2 separate regions of the Mus musculus genome follow, and region 2 is linked to region 1. The links are chromatin loops, found by intact Hi-C in ENCODE. Cell type or tissue: left cerebral cortex. All regions are shown on one strand.

Region 1 (8,000 bases):
GCATCACCACTGAGGGAGAGCGCTAGGATGAGGGTGGTTCTATGAGGAAGGGAAGCAGTGGTCTCTCATGGGCCACAGATACACAAGGGGGTGTTCTATAAACAAAGTCTTGGGTTAGGTTAGTAGTAACTCCTTTGCAATTAAGGTCAGGGGTAAAACCTAATGCCAGGTATAAACATGAATTAAGAGACTTCTTTCTCTGAAGCTATATGAGCTGTTCAAAGCAGAGGAGCTGGCGTGTGCTGTGCGCGCCTCTCATTGGATGTGCCTATCATCTGGAGAGGGCCATTTTCACTGAATACAGCGTGTGCAGTACATATTGATTGGTTTTTGTTGTTGTTGTTCTGGCAAAGACACAGAAATTTTCAAGTGTAGATTTTAAGTGGTCTTTAGCTTTGTGCTTACAAGATGAAAATATGGTCTTGCACTCGTCACAGAGTATTTGGGCAGCACAGATTAGTACTGAAGGTTTTTGTTTGTTTGTTTTTAAAGGATACAGAGTTAGGAAGGCAGGGATGAGGACATGCATCTGGGAGGAGTTCTGGTGGAGGAGGTGGAATATGATTCAAAGACTTTGAACAAAACTCTCATAAAAATAAATGAATGAATGAAAATAAATGTAGAAAAGAAAAAAGAAACACACAGACGTTAAAATGGGGAAAGTGGAGCAATTGTTTCCCATGTAAGAACTGACTGTAATCATTTGATTAGAAGGAGAAATACAAGAGGGGTTGAAGGGATGGCTCAGTGGGTAAGTAAAGTTTGTGATGTACAAGCCTAACATCCTAAATTTAAACCTGGACAATCCTAAAGGTAATAAAAAAAATAAACTTTTAAAAGTTGTTCTTTGACCTCTGCAAGTATACTGTAGCACATGTGTGTCCCCAGAAACCTCACAGTACAATAAAAATAATAATAGAACAACAATAATAATAATTCTAAAAAGATGTGGAAATAACTCTCTCCTCTCTGTGACAATCATGTCTTCCAAGGCACTAGAGATAGTAAAATTCCATTTACATTCTTTCCCAAGAGGTAAGCCTGCAGACTGAGTTTCCCTCAAGGATTAATAAGCAGAGTTATGGGAGGAAGGATGCATTTCTCGTCCCTGTCTAAGTGCTACCCTGGGAATTCATGGGCTGAGGAATCTAGGAGACAGCGGCTCTTTTAATCTAAGAATAAAGAGACCCCGTAGTAATCAGTTTTGAATTACACAGAGAATGACCAAGAAAATCTAGGTGCTTTTTCAAACAGCTTGTTGGGAAGGTATTTCTTCTGGTAGAGAGGAAAAGAGAATGAAGGTATTTTCCCCATACTGGTTTGTTAGCAGTTGCCATATGTTAGAGAATTCTTGCTGCTGATTTTCTCCTGCTGTTGGGGATTTGGTTTCATTCCCAGAAGAGCTGAACCACATCAAGTCATCTCCATGGAAACGGCAGCCCAAACTTCCCCCGTGTTTGCTGTGACTTGCTGTTGAGTAATCAAATCGGGTGTTGTGAATGCATGTTTGCCTGTTGGAGAAGGAGGTAGCTTTTTTGTGTGACTGCTAAAAATTATGGTCTTAGCTTCTCAATGTGAGGAAGAGTCTCTGATGTTTCAGTGTCTAAAATACTGTGCTGAAGGCTTCAGAGTTTGAAGCTTCAGTGTCATCATGAAAGGAGTTAATTTTTTTAGAAGATTAAACTCTAGTCTCCAGATACATTTTTCTGGGGAAAGAAGCTTTTACCCTGGAAAGGAATCTTAAAGGTTAATAGTCGAGTTCTGAGAAAAGCAGACAGGGTGTATTATAGCCTTTCTTCTAGTTAGACAATGGAAGAAATTTTTTTTTTTTTTTTTTTTTTTTTTTGCAGTTGGTGTGCAATTAAAATTGTGGTTGCAAGAATTTGATTCTTAGTTTAAATATCCTTCTACCCACTTCTCCCTGTAGTGTAAGCTACAGGAAGGAGGAAGAAAGGGAGAGAGCATGCTAATAGCTTCCTCCTGCCTTTGTATACTGAAGCTTTCAGATTAACACAACTCTGGGCTTCTCCACCAAGCCTTGCAACCCAGCATAGCTGCAAAAGAAGTGGTGGGGTTAATTAAGTGCTCATCTCCTATCTTTGGAGAGTGGGTTTCTGAGCGTTGTGAAATACAGGATTCACAAGTAGATTAAAACTAAACTAAACTAAATTGAAGGCTGACTTCAATTAAATTTAGCATTGCTGTTATTATGATGAGGGTCCTAACACATACTTTAAGCTAACACACAAGTCTAAAATCTAAAGGTGACTGCCCCCAAACATTGTCACATCCACTGAGGCAAGTGGGAGGAATGAGACACAGTTAACAAAGGAAAAGAAGGTAAAAAAAGAAGAAAAAAGTGTGTACTAAAGGAGATATCCAAGGCTTTATAAAAGTGGGGACACAGAGTAGAAACCGTCGCACCTAAGGAAGACTGCATGGGGTAGGGCATGGGAATGGGAGGGAGAGGGAAACTGGGACAATGTTGAATGGTGGACTAGGCATAATTAGTTTCAACAGATAGTTCATGGCCATTTGTCACTGAGGTGATGACATAGAGGCGATGACCTGTGATTCCAAAGAGTTCTTTTAGTCGTAGTTCATAGGCTATACTAGAATAAAGGTAGGCAGGAAGTAAGAGGGTAAAAGTACAATTGGGAACAAGGGAGAGAGGAGGGATTCTATGCCTCATTCATCTCAGCCATTGCACACTTAGGATTAAATTTAGTCTGTAGAGTACTTCCCAGTTCTACCAGTTTGTATGATAATGAGAAATGATCTTAACATGGGGATAAATATTTACTAATAGGAGCATCTTGTCTGTGTGACAGTTGGTTGTCCTGGCTTGGATCTCAGGCTGGATGATTGACTCACTATGTCTTTCATTGCTCCCACTTAAGTGACAAAGATCTTCTAAATTTACTGTAAAATAAACTGATAGGCTGTCTACAAATCCATCCCATGTAACTAGGTCATTTGTGGTAGTCAGAATTTTATCACCTTTTTTTATTCCATCTTGGTTCTATACTTAGTTGCTGAGACTAGGAAGTAGATGCGGGAAGCAGTGGAAACTCACTGGAACAAGGAAGGTGAAGCTGGTGACAAGTGAAATCTAGATTGTAGAAGCAGGAAAATGAGTGACAGCTAGATAGAAGTAGAAGCGGATAGAGTTAGGGGTCACTCTTAAGGGTGGAAGATTCAATGTGTTCGGAGGAAACTGTGTGTGGAGTAGGTACAGGAGAATGCCTGCATTGAGAAGGGAGTTTCAAGGGGGAAAGGTTTTGGGTAAACACATTTCAAATTGAGACAGTGCATTGAAGGAAGTCTGCTTTGGGGATAGCTATTCCAGGTGCACCACTGCTCATGGCTGTGACTCCTTCTCCGATTAGAAGACCAAATGTATTCCTCAGAGAAGAGAAGGCTCAGATGTGCCTCATGTTGGAAATTCCTCTTAAGGCTCTGTGACCAGGATTCTGGTTTATTAACTATTCTTTTTTTGTTGTTTTGTTTGTTTGTTTGTTTTTCGAGGCAGGGTTTCTCTGTATAGCCCTTGCTGTCCTGGAACTCACTTTGTAGAGCAGGCTGGCCTCGAACTCAGAAATCTGTCTGCCTCTGCCTCCCAAGTGCTGGGATTAAAGGTCTTGACCACTTTCTTTTTCTTTACTTTTAAAAATATTTTTGTTTTATATGCATAGCGTTGAGAAGAGCACACTGGAAGGAAAGTTAGGGGACATTCTGGGGTTTGATGATGGAGTCATTTCTGAATCCACGTGGCTTTGAGCCCAAGTCATCTGCTACACCTCCACCATTGTCAGGCTGTCAATCATGCTGAATTTCTTGCTGGCTCATTGTAAGGCCTAGTGGACACAAATGGCTTTGGGGATGACTAGAGTGGTCTTCATTCATTCTCATTTTTCTTGTAACACCTGTCTAGTTCTTTTCATGTTTCTTTTCACATTTAGATCTTGAATGTTTCTTTCCTAAGGATGATTTGTTATGGCAAAAAATATCATACACATATTACATCACACACACACACACACACACACACACACACACATACATGGTAGCCACCATCTTAGTTTTCCTCTCCATCGTTGTGGAATGTGCTTTCTAGAATTCCTTTGTTTTAAAGCACCGTGAGAAGTCTTCTCTATTGGTGAACAAGTTTTGCCCAGCTTTGGGCAGCTGCATAAGATGCTGGTGGAAACAGACTCTTCAAACTTATAGACTTAGGTTTTAAAACAGTGCTAGACTTACAGAACCTGAGCAGAAAGAACACTATCTGTACCCTCCCCCCTTTCCTACAATCCTCTATTATTTAACCCTTTGCACGAGCATGGGTCACATCTTACAACTGAAAACAAATATTGAGACATTCCTTTTGTGTGCCCTTCACCCCATCTCAAATTCGTGACCTTTTCTCCTTTTATTGTTATTTTTACATTTTGTATATATACACATTTATGTATATATAACATATATATGTATATGTACATACATATACACATGTATATTTATATACAATCTACTGAGTCCCTGGGGGGAAAAATGGATTTTTATTTTATCTTAGCAGTGATTTTCTTCATCTAGGAGTAGGGCCTTATGACATCTATGCTGACATGTCAACTGGTGGTGTCATTTGTGTCTTGTTTAGGCAACCATGTTGTTAAGAATTCATGGGTTCAGCTTCCTCTCATATATAAAAAACAGTGTCTCACAGCAGATATCTTGGATCTCTCCTGCTTACAATCTTTCTGTGTTCTTTTCTGGAATGTTCTCTTAGCCTCAGGTATGAAGGTATATGTCACCTTGTAGATCTATCAACTGGGGCTCTGCATCCCATAGAAACACCAATACACCCTTATGACCTTAAGCCTGTAGTTGATACTTGGGTGCAGTCTTTGCTGTGCAAGGTTCTACCTCCTATGTACCTGATGATATGTAACAGTGATGTATCCCCACACTAGACTCACAGAGGTCCACCATCGCATTTGACATGCCCCATGCTCCTTCTCTGCCTTCTCCTCTCCAAACATCAGAGGATGGGTAATCTTTTGGAGGTTGTTTTAGTGTTTTGAGACAGTGTCTTATATTACAGCGTCAGTTTTTGTGAAACTCATTAGGTGGTCCAGTCTGGCCTCAAACACCTGTCAATTCTCCTGCCTCAGCTTCCCAGAATGCTGGGATTACAGCGATGTGCTACCATTCCTGGCCAATCATTTCATTATCTCATTGGTGTTACTTTTCCCAGTGTCATATGGTTACAGACACAGAGATATAGCCTTTTCAGATGTAGCCTTATTTTCCCCCTCTAGTATAGAAACAAGATTTTTAAATGTCTTCCCATGACTCAATAGGTCTTTAAAAAAAAAAACAATTATTGAACAGTATTTCATTGTATGGATCACATATTATCTATGTGTGACTATGCGTGGCACCAGAGCTGTTTCTAAATCTTTAAAATGAGCACTTTAGTTAACACCCGTGTATCTGTGTGTAATTACACATTGCCAGCTCTTTTGGGTAAACACAAAGGTCTGTCGTTGCTGAGTTGTATACAAAGACTGCATTTAACTTTGTAGACAATGAAAGGCTCTTTCCCAGTCTCACTGTTGTTTTTTACATTCCTACCAGCAGTGAGTTAGAGTCCTGTTGCTTCACGGGCTTAGTGGCATTTGCTGTTGTCATATGTGATGCTTTAGATAGAATTTCCCCCAGAGGCTCTTGTGCTAGAGCGTAGTCTCCAGCTTGTGACAATATTGTGAGATGTGGAACCTTTGAGATGGGGACAGCTAGTAGGAGGAAGTTACTTACTAGGGTTATGAAGCGGTATAGAAAAGGAGCGTTGAAGGAGCTTGCAGTTAGTACCATTTTCATCTTAAATAAGAAACCCCTTCTTACATTGATTTTATGTGTTAGTATGTGTACTTGTTGATCTCTCTCTCTCTCTCTGTCTGTCTGTCTCTCCCTTGTGTGTGTGTGTGCACGCACAGTATACATGTATGCCTGTGCACAAGCAATCTATAACTTTATGCTCGATGATTATGCTTTAAATTTCTTTCAGTTTATAAAATTAATTTTTTTAACCTTTTGCCATTTGCTTTCTTTTTAACATATTGTAATAAAATATTTTGGTTTCCACTCTTTTCTATACAATCCATGAATCTATTTTGTTAACAGATTTCTTTATTTTCTTTTCTTTTTCTGACACAGGATTTCTCTGTGTAGCCTTGGCTATCTTGGAACTCACTTTGTAGACCAGTCTACCCTTGAATTCACAGAGATCTGCCCGCTTCTATCTCCCAAGTGCTGGGCTATTTTGTTAATTTCTACAAATTATATTTGAAATATTATTTTAAGATCTATTTTTATTTATTTTATTTGTAACTATTAGCCACTGGCATGTATAAATGGAATGGAGCTTCCAGTTTCTGTTTTCGTGTGTTACCCTGCTCATTTCTGAGCTTTCACATCCTAACCATGTTACCCGTCTCTGAGCCACATACTCATCTGTGGTCATTAAGTGCATTTAAAAACTCAAGCATATTTGCCAAAACTCTAACTTTTTTCTTTGAATCTCACATATATATCTTATATATTTTGTGTAAATTTATAAATAAAATATGTATAAATAAATATAAATCTTTATATGAATTTTTCTCTATATATCATTTATATATAATACTTATAAGTATATAATATGTATAACCATATAATATATGAAATATGTAATATAATGTATTATGTAATAAGAATATTATAAATATTATGACTATGTTTACATTTTCTTATATTAATTATAGTTACTATATTAATTAATGGATTTATATTTTATTGTATTAATATGTAAATGTATGTTTATGTATTTAAGCCTCTGTCAATGGTGCTTAGATTGATCTCAGGTCCTCATGCTTGTAAAGCAAGCTATTTACTCATTGAGCCATTTGCTTAGCACCTTGATTCTAGTTTCTAATCACTCACACCTTTACTGTGCTCATGTCTCTGTGAATATACACAGATTGTATACATGACTCTCCTGATGCCGAAAGGAGGTGCTCCCCCATTTTAGCCGTCTAGTTCAGACCCAGCCATCCTCCATTTCTAGCCAGTTTGTGAATTTCTTATTCTTTAAGCAGGAAACCTGGGCATCTCAGCAGCCAAAGCTTTGCAGATGAGTAGTGCAAGCAGAGATCAGGGCATTCAGCTGGCTACTGCTCCAGGATCTGCAGATTGCTTGGCTTAAGGGTCTCCATTGAACTTTATGTGGATAGAGCATCAGCATCAACACTTTATTTACAGGACATCCGTATAGGGAATGATAACCTTGCCTTTGAACCCTGTGTTTGTAGCACACAGTGTGTATGGATAGGGTCACGTAGGGAATGATAACCTTCAGTTTATATCCCATGCTTGTCTCCTTGTGCCTTTGGTCACGCTCTGTGGTCTGTCATTATGTTGGCATTCTCTCCTTGACATCAGTGCTGACGAAGCTCCCTCACAGGAATAGGGGAGGATGCTGAGGGGATGTTGGTAGAACTGTTAATGCAGTGCCTGCCTTAGAAGAAAAACTCAGTGTGTGATAGCTGTGGCACTTGCCGTTGCAGAAACTTGGGACTTGTCCCTCAGGGTGACACTCTGCTTACTTGCTTGGGCGGAAGCATTTTTATGCTAAAAGGAGTTGTCCAGTTTTGTTCTTATTTGGGTAATTAAAGTCTACCATCATCTAAGCTGTGCTATCATGCAAGGTTGTCAAGTTAATGTAAAGAATGACTGTAATAGCCTTTTACTCTCCAGGCATTAGGGGCTGTATCAGAATATTCAGTGTGTACAGACCACCGGTTGGTTTGTTTGTTTGCTTGCTTGCCTTGATGGTGACAGGTGTCTTCCGTGGCTTTTTTATGTCCTCAAACACTACAACATTACATGTAAACTTATGGTCCATCTCTTCTCCTTGGTTCTTTCCAAACATGTTACATTTGAAGATGACAGTGGGACAT
Region 2 (8,000 bases), 65 kb before region 1:
ACTATGCATATATTTTCCTAGAGAATTGACCCCCAAGTTTTAGATCTATTTTAGAGAAAACTTATTTATTTATTAGAATAAGATGTCAGTTTTCTCTATGTCATTCAAACAGGAAGAAAATAGGTTGGGAGAAATAGCTCATTAAACTTTAAATATCTGTGAAGGTTGAAATGGTCTCATAAATTGCTCAATCGCCTGTCAGTGTTTTCAACCTACCCAGTGAGAAAGCCACATGAAGGTCTTGAAACTGACTAGTTCATGGGTTCCACTTCCTGTTGTGAGGAGGAAAATGTGTCTTAAGACTCTGTAAAGCTCTCAAAGGTTGTTTTCATTACTTCTTGTAGAACAGTTGGGGGTTTCATAGTCACATCTATCAAGTGAAACTGAAACCCTCACTAGTTTGTTATTTCAGTTAGCAGCTTTGCCGTGAGGAAGGGCTGTCAGGGCAGGGTTGGATGGCAAGGAGCTTGCTGGAAGTGATGGAACACTGCTCAGGGGACTGTTGACCTGATGTGGATGTCCAACTCTCAACCCAGACTCAGTGCAAGAATCTAGCTGTAGACCTGGGACTGATAATAGGAGACATGAAGACGCACAGTTTTGACTTGGATTTCTCTGGAAACCACCTTAGGCTTGATGGTGGAGCTGAAGAGCCAGCAGTGTCCCTGGGAGCCATCACACAATGGAGACTCAGGTCCCTGTTCCATGCACCAGGAGCCAAAGAATACAAAACCTCTTCTGTTCTTTCCTTCCAGACTTCAAAGCTGTTCCCCAGGCATTGTGTCCTACTTGGGGGTTCTTTTTAAAAGCTGCTGTTGCTGTTTGAAACAATGTAGTTTCATCTTGTTTACCTGGGCTTCCAGCCTTCTAGGAATCAACTTGGCCATCTCTGCTTTTTCCCACAACCCTGGTTCTTAGTTACTTTGCTTGCCTTTTAGGATCCCAGAGTCCCCAAGTCTTACCTACAAGGAAGTTCATTTATTACCTGTGTCATCAGCCCCAGCACTCAATTTGGACAATATTGTGTGACCAGTAGGTACTAATTGGGTTTCTTGATCTCAGGATAGTGGTGTAAAAATAAAAAAAAAATAAATAAAAAATAAAAAATTAGCCCAGAGACTAAGGAATAGTAGAGAATCGTAGACCAAGAAGTTGGTAGTGTGGGAAATATTCGGGGAAGGAAAGATAGATGGAGCTCCTTAACAGGACAGTGTGTTTAGACTTGATTAGCAGGCCATGACTGACACATGTTGAATCTGTTTAAAAATTGCCCTCAAAGAGATCAATCAATGATCCAAGGGAAGAAAGGATGTTTCTAAAACAAAACAAAACAAAGCCAACTCAGGGTTTCCCTGGTCTTGTATCCATGAAGAAAAACAATTTAACCTCAACTCCAACCTCCCTGCTGAGGGAAATGGGAGTCATCCTTACTCTAAGATGATGGGTTTTGCTTATTAAGTGTTTGCTTATCTTTGTACACTCCATGATGCATTGATATGTGGTTATTTACAGGAACAGGATTTTTAGTTATCAGAATATTTTCACAAATAAATCTTGGCAGATATGCTTGAGACTTATGGGATTAGAAATCATACATACATACACACATACATACATACATACATGCTTACATACATAATACACACTTACATACATGCATACATACATACACACATACATACTTACATACATACATACATACACACACATACAAACTTACATAAATACATACACACTTAAATACATGCATACATACATACTTACATACATACAAACTTACATACATACATACACACTTACATACATGCATACATACATACACACATACGTACTTACATACATATACACACATACAAACTTACATACATATATACACACATGCATACATACTTACATACATACATACATATTTATGGGCTTAGAGTGACTTTTCCTTGGGTAATATTGAGTGAATTTTCCTTGTTAAATCTTGGCCTGTTGCTTTAAAAAAATTCCTATTTTCAGTATAGGTTCTATTCCCTTGTAAACATATGGCAGAGCCACAGCTGCCATCCATCAGTAGTTAGATATGTGGACTTCTAGCCAGATGCAGCCAGAGAACCATACATTTCATGAAGTTACCTACCAACTTTTAGAACATTTTAATTGAATGCTTAAAAATTAAAAAAAAATCTCTGCTTGTTAACATAAATGAAATCTATTTAAACCTGAAGGATTTTAGCATAGATGCCGTGGAAGAAAAATGAAGTTTTCTAAAGCTAAAATTCTGTCTAATGTTTGTATACATACATGTACACAGACAGACAGACAGACACAGCAGGAGAGGCATTTGCAAGCATATTTTTTCCTTTGGGATTCCCAGTGTTTTTTGGAATCTGATTTCATATGACTTGATGAAAATGTGCTGTGAGAAATGTGTGTATTTTGTATAAATCCTCATGTCTGATTTGAATATTTGAATATTTATCTTCTATAAGACATGTGAGAAATATTCAGAGATAAAGATAGAATGAGATATGTATATTAGGCTGCAAATAAGAAATTCTCAATCGAGGGGCTTTAGAGTCTCTGAAGAGTCCAAGAAGAGATAAATAATTTTTCCTGCATATTAGCAAGACCACGAAGTTAGTGTGATGTGAGCATTTAATAGCTTGAGATGGAAACAATTATTCTCCAGTTTTACTTAAAATAGTTGATATGATTTAGAAACTAAGGGGAGAAAGAAAAGATAATTGTTTCTTGAAATGTATTTCATGATGTTTTCAAACTTCAACAAAGCCTGTGCCATGCTAACCTAAGCAGTAGCAAGAGCTGCTTGTGGGAGGAAACAGGAAGCGGTGCATACATGCCTGTTACTCTTTTTCCCAGGTTCGGCTCAATGTATATCGATTCTAATTAGCACATTTTGTGCCTCAGCTGGTAGCTTCCCTTGAGCTCTGCTTGGAGAGGCTTTTTTTCTTTTTTAGAATCCACCCCGCTCATAAACACTGCCACCCCCTCCCTCCCTCTCTCTTTACAAATGTTACAACACAATCAGAAATTTTCTCTTTTCTTTCCTTCCTGCATTTCCAGCAGGTTCCCTTGCGTCAGAAGCCCAGGAAGAAAACTCAAGGTAATTCGATTCCTTTTGTTCCTTTATTCCTTTCTTGTCCGTTAGTGTGATTTTTTTTCTCTCTCTCTCTCCTGGATGCCTCCTTGGGGTGGGTTGGGGTGGGGGGATCAGATTCTTGACTGTCTGAATCTTAATATCAGGAGATGGGTGCCAGATTAATTTTTTTTTTTTTTTTTTTTGAGAAGCTGGCACTGAGTCCGGGAAGTCACCGTGTTCCTAGGTGGGCTTTAACCCTTCCGTTCCTATTGCATAACTGCCTCTGTTATTGTGGGAAGAACCGGCGTGTCTACCACAATGTGGCTTCCAGCCCCTGAGTCTAACGTTTTCAACTTACTCTCTTTAACTCAGGTTCTTAGACCCATACTTGCATATAAGTGTCTTTGCCCGGGTTTTCTAGGCACGGAATGGAGGTTTAAAAATAGAACAGATACATGATTTTTAAAAAAATATTCACTTTGCATGAATGAAAACGTCTAATCCTCGCCGTGCAAAAAGCTAAACCTTGCCTTTTATTTTGTCACCTGAGTCCGGGTCACACTCACCTGTCCATGCAACTCTTGCAGGGTTTTTCAACATGAGTCGGAGAAGGATATCCTGTAAAGATCTGGGCCACGCTGACTGCCAGGGTTGGCTGTACAAGAAAAAGGAAAAGGGAACTTTTCTAAGCAACAAATGGAAAAAGTTCTGGGTGGTGCTGAAGGGCTCATCGCTGTATTGGTATAGCAATCAAATGGTGAGTGACCTCCTCCTGCCCTAGCCCCTTTACCAAAGCGTGGCTTCCAGAGTGCTGGCCGGAGGATGCCCATGCGGAAGGGATTCTCTGCGAGTTGGAACAGAGCAAGCTAGCAGATTTGTTAGGGGACTCATTTCTGCCCCAGGAACCATGTAGGTTAATGAGCTGTGCTGTTCGGGAGAAGCCATCTGGCTTCATTATTCTGATTGGAGAGGAAGAAAAGGGGCCCTAAATATATCCTTGCTTAAGGAAAGAGCCCTCGGGTTCCCCTGATTTTATTATTTTGTGAGATCCTAATAGTTTCAGGATCTGTCTGGATATCATTTGTGTGTGTGTGTGTGTGTGTGTGTGTGTGTGTGTGTGTGTGTGTGTGTGTGTGTGTGGTGGTGGTGGGGGAGGTTGCATTGCTAAGGTCTATTAAAAAGGGACTCAGCTTTGCCCTCTATTGAGGATATTAATCCATCAGTTCAGGGAGTGATCTCCATCCTTTATCCACTACCTTCTCTTCTCCTGAGATGGGTTGGTTTGGGATGGCTAACCTGTATGCCAGCCTTGTGGAGGGACTGGTGACATTGTTCCATGGTGACATTGGTGTCCAAGCATTGTAGAGGGCAACATTCACTGAGATAGTTGCTGAATTTATCCTTTGATGGGCACACGCTACTGGGGTGAGCTTCATGGTTTGGCTGTAGAAAAAGAGCTGGAAATGAAGTTATTGTATTGTCCTTTGCCTCTAGAGACATTCTGAGAGGAATGTTAGTGTTGTGGAAGAGCTTTGCTGGTGGATCTGTCACTGACTCTGGTGAATGGGAATCCATTGCAGATCTTGAGAGAACTGGGGTCCCTTTGTTGTAGAAGAAATACCCATAGAGACGCTCTGTTAAACCATTTAAGGGACCAGTGCTAAATGAAGCCAACCCAGGACTGGGTAGATTTCCAAACAAATACAACTTCCTTCTTAAGTGAAATTAAGGTTAACATAAATATTTTATGTTTTCTATTATTTTATTTTTAATTTTTGAATTATTTATTTATTTATTTATTTATTTATTATTGATTGATTGTATGTGTGTGTGTGTGTGTGTGTGTGTGTGTGTGTGTGTTTGGGTATATGTGTGTCATCACTCATGTGTGGAAGTCACAGGACAACTTACAATAAGGAATTGTTTCTATAGCATAGGTCCCTGGGATTTAACTCAAGTGGTCTACCTTGGCCACAAGCATTTTTATCTACTGAGTCATCTCTCCAGCTTCTATTTCCTATTATTCTAAGCTATGGCATTTTGGGTAGTTATCATGGAGTGACTGTCACCTAGATGCTCCTTAAGACAAGCTGATCTCAGTTACCCTATACATAGCACTGGGGGATTTCTTGAGTCTGTGGGATAGTTGGGTATTGGAACTGCTGCATCTATGGGACATAACAGGGCTCAGAGATAAACAGGCCATTTAGCATATCTCTCCCATCTTTCCGCCAGATGGCACCATCCCTGTCTTAGTAGAATGTGAAAACGTCCTCTCTGGACCCACACAATTACCACTTGGCTCATTTGGCTTCTTCAGCTTCTGTTTCTCTTAGGAGAGTAGAGCAGGTTACTTTTAGGTTTCAGACATCCCTAATCTTAGACATCAGGAATCTCACTCTTCTGTATGGAGCAGCCATGTTGGCTTAGACTAGGGAGGGGGAAGAAGATGGAGTCTTAGATGCCTGTGGGTTCCCCATCCCTGTGTGTTTTCATTAGATGCAGAAAGTAAGCTTTGGGATACTGGTCATGTACTTTAGTGTCATTAAATTAGTAGCATTAGCCTGAGAATCAGCTTGCTGTTAATTGCCCAGGGAGATAGAGGATTATAAATGGTGTACAGAAGAAAGAGTTTTCTGTGGAGGACTTCTCATGTTGTTTTGCTTTCTCTCTTTGCTGCAGTCATTCCTGACATCTCAATTGTGTATTTGTTATGGGTAGACCTCAATTAAGATTTAATTAGCAGTCTGTTCCTTATTCTTCTTAGAGGACTTTGTGACTCTATTCTTTGTGACTTTGTATATAGTATGATGATCTATCCCAGGGAACATCTCCCATATGCCAAGGGATGGATGTTCTAGGTATTTTAAATGCAGGCTCTTATCTATTCTTCAAAACAATCTTTAGCTGGGTATGTTGGCACAGGATTATAGTCTTAGCTACTCAGGAGGCTGAGGCAGCAGGATTGCAAGTACAAAGGCCTGCCTGGTCTACAGAGTGAGTTCAAAGATAGTCTTGTCAATTTAGTAAATCACTGTCTCAAAATGAAAAAGAAATATAAAAGTCTGAGGATATACATCGGTGGTAGAGTGCTTGCCTAGCATGCATGAGGTCCAGGGCACAATCTCTGGAGGGAGACAGAGATGGAGACAGACAGACAGACAGACAGACAGACAGAGATAGATAGAGATAGGTAGAGAAGAAACAGACAGAGATTAAAAACAGAGAGAGACAAAAACAGAGATAGACAGATATAGGGATAGAGTTAGGCAGAGACATAGACAGAGACAAAGACACAGAGAAAGATTAGATAGAGACAGAGATAGACAGAGAGAGATAAGAGATAGAGATAGACATAAATAGATAATAAGAGGCATAGACAGAGAGACAGGGACAGAGAGACAGAGGGAGATAGAGACAGACAGGGATATAGACAGAAAGTCTCAGACCTCAGAGGCATACTTTAAAAGATTAAGACCTAGTATAAACTGCTGAAGTCATACATGAAAGGAGTGAATAAAACCTGCTTCCTGTCTTGGCCCCTTTGGTCCCTGATTATGATATGCCACACTAAATTTTTCTGGGGACCAGGATAAGTGATATCATATGATCTCATTTCCGAAGGGGGACCAAGAGATCACCTGCACAAGTGGCAGTTCTGCTGTGAGTGTACAAACTACCCGGTCAGATCCCTTTGCTCATCCCTGTTGCTGTCATTATTTCCCAGGGACTTTGTCACCCTCCCCACCCTGCCTTTCTGTTGTTGGTACCCAGCAATCAGTGAGGGTCTTACCTCTTTCTGCTCACATTGCTTCTCCCAACACCACTACCCAGACTTTTTTAGAAAAGGCCATTACTCATTTCTCACATAGCATTTTGTTGGCTTGGAATGCGTCAGAGCACATGTAACTGCATGCCACTTCTTATGGCACAGTGAATAAGTTTAATAGCCACAAAAAATCTCAGCTAGTGAAAAACCTGGAATTAAACTCTATACTCTCACTTTTCCCAAGCCCTTAGTATAAAGTTCAAACCCACTTTTGGGTATCATCTTAATGGGTACCTTTTTCTTCCTTCTCCAAACTCCATATCCTAACCCAAGGCTAGCTATGGAACCTTTGATTTCTACTGATGTGTTCTGGTTCTATGTACACCTTTGTCTTTATAGATTCCCTGCTCAGAAAGGCTCTGCTCCTGGGAGCCTTTCCTCCTGCCCAGTTCCAGCAAGCCTTCCTTCTTCATAAGAACCACACTTTAATTTGATTCCATGTCTTCTATGTAGACTTACCATAGACCTAAACTTAGCTATTCTGTCTTCTTACATTTATATTATTTTATAATATTTTGATTGTATCCAATTCCTGTCGTTCATAATTGATCATTATAGCTACATAGCAAGACCATGGATTTGTGTCTTTAGTACTTTTGTGTCTGGCATTAAATAAGTACTTGATTGAGATCTGTTGATTTCTCAAGTAAACAGGAATGAGGAGTCACTGACACTTACTAAAAGATTCTGAGAGGTGAGATCTCGTTCAAGTATTTTTCTTGGCAGGAATGGCATTTCCATTTCTACTCTTAAAAATATGATTCAATTGAGGGCTTGCTAGAAAGGACCCCCACGGAGCAATGGGTCTCACACGATTCTTCCCATCCTTGTTTAATATTTCTTTGGATCTTTTGGGAGTAGACAATTGGGGCAGGGTAAGCATCTGCGTATGAGGTCTAATGTGAACAAAGGTGAGATAGTGTATATAAGCTGCACCAAGCTCTTACTGTAGACATTACCTCTAATTTCCATAACAACCACTTATCATCAATTTTACTACTACCAAGTGAGTTTACAGAAAGCTAAGAGCTAAAGGAACTGGCTCAGAGCTTCCTAGGAAGTAACTGGCAGAGCTGGCTTCAA

What was found. Peaks named below come from ENCODE experiments on the same cell type or tissue, not always from the same donor. Only the 100,000 strongest peaks of a DNase experiment are listed, where the experiment ranks them.
Region 2: it touches region 1 in a loop (6-fold over the local background); 4 of 42 quality-filtered maps call a loop at or near these places.

Annotation. Positions count from the first base shown.
Region 1 is chr10:6,910,175-6,918,174 of GRCm38, reverse strand. The region is part of intron 7 of Ipcef1 (interaction protein for cytohesin exchange factors 1); the gene reads left to right. It also overlaps a transcript of Oprm1 not described here. Among named protein-coding and RNA genes, the nearest start is that of Ipcef1, 66 kb to the left of the region's middle. In left cerebral cortex, no CTCF peak of the experiment used is centred here; DNase peaks (open chromatin) are centred at 1,427, 3,015, 5,721 and 7,552; H3K27ac peaks cover 4,887 bases.
Region 2 is chr10:6,975,359-6,983,358 of GRCm38, reverse strand. Ipcef1 (interaction protein for cytohesin exchange factors 1) reads left to right here and starts at 2,894. Exons shown (of 9, transcript NM_001170800.1): 1 at 2,894-3,112; 2 at 3,676-3,845. The coding sequence starts at 3,687. It also overlaps a transcript of Oprm1 not described here. In left cerebral cortex, a CTCF peak has its summit at 5,326 (motif pointing right); DNase peaks (open chromatin) are centred at 4,514, 5,324, 5,958, 6,972 and 5 more places; H3K4me3 peaks cover 3,240 bases; H3K27ac peaks cover 2,703 bases.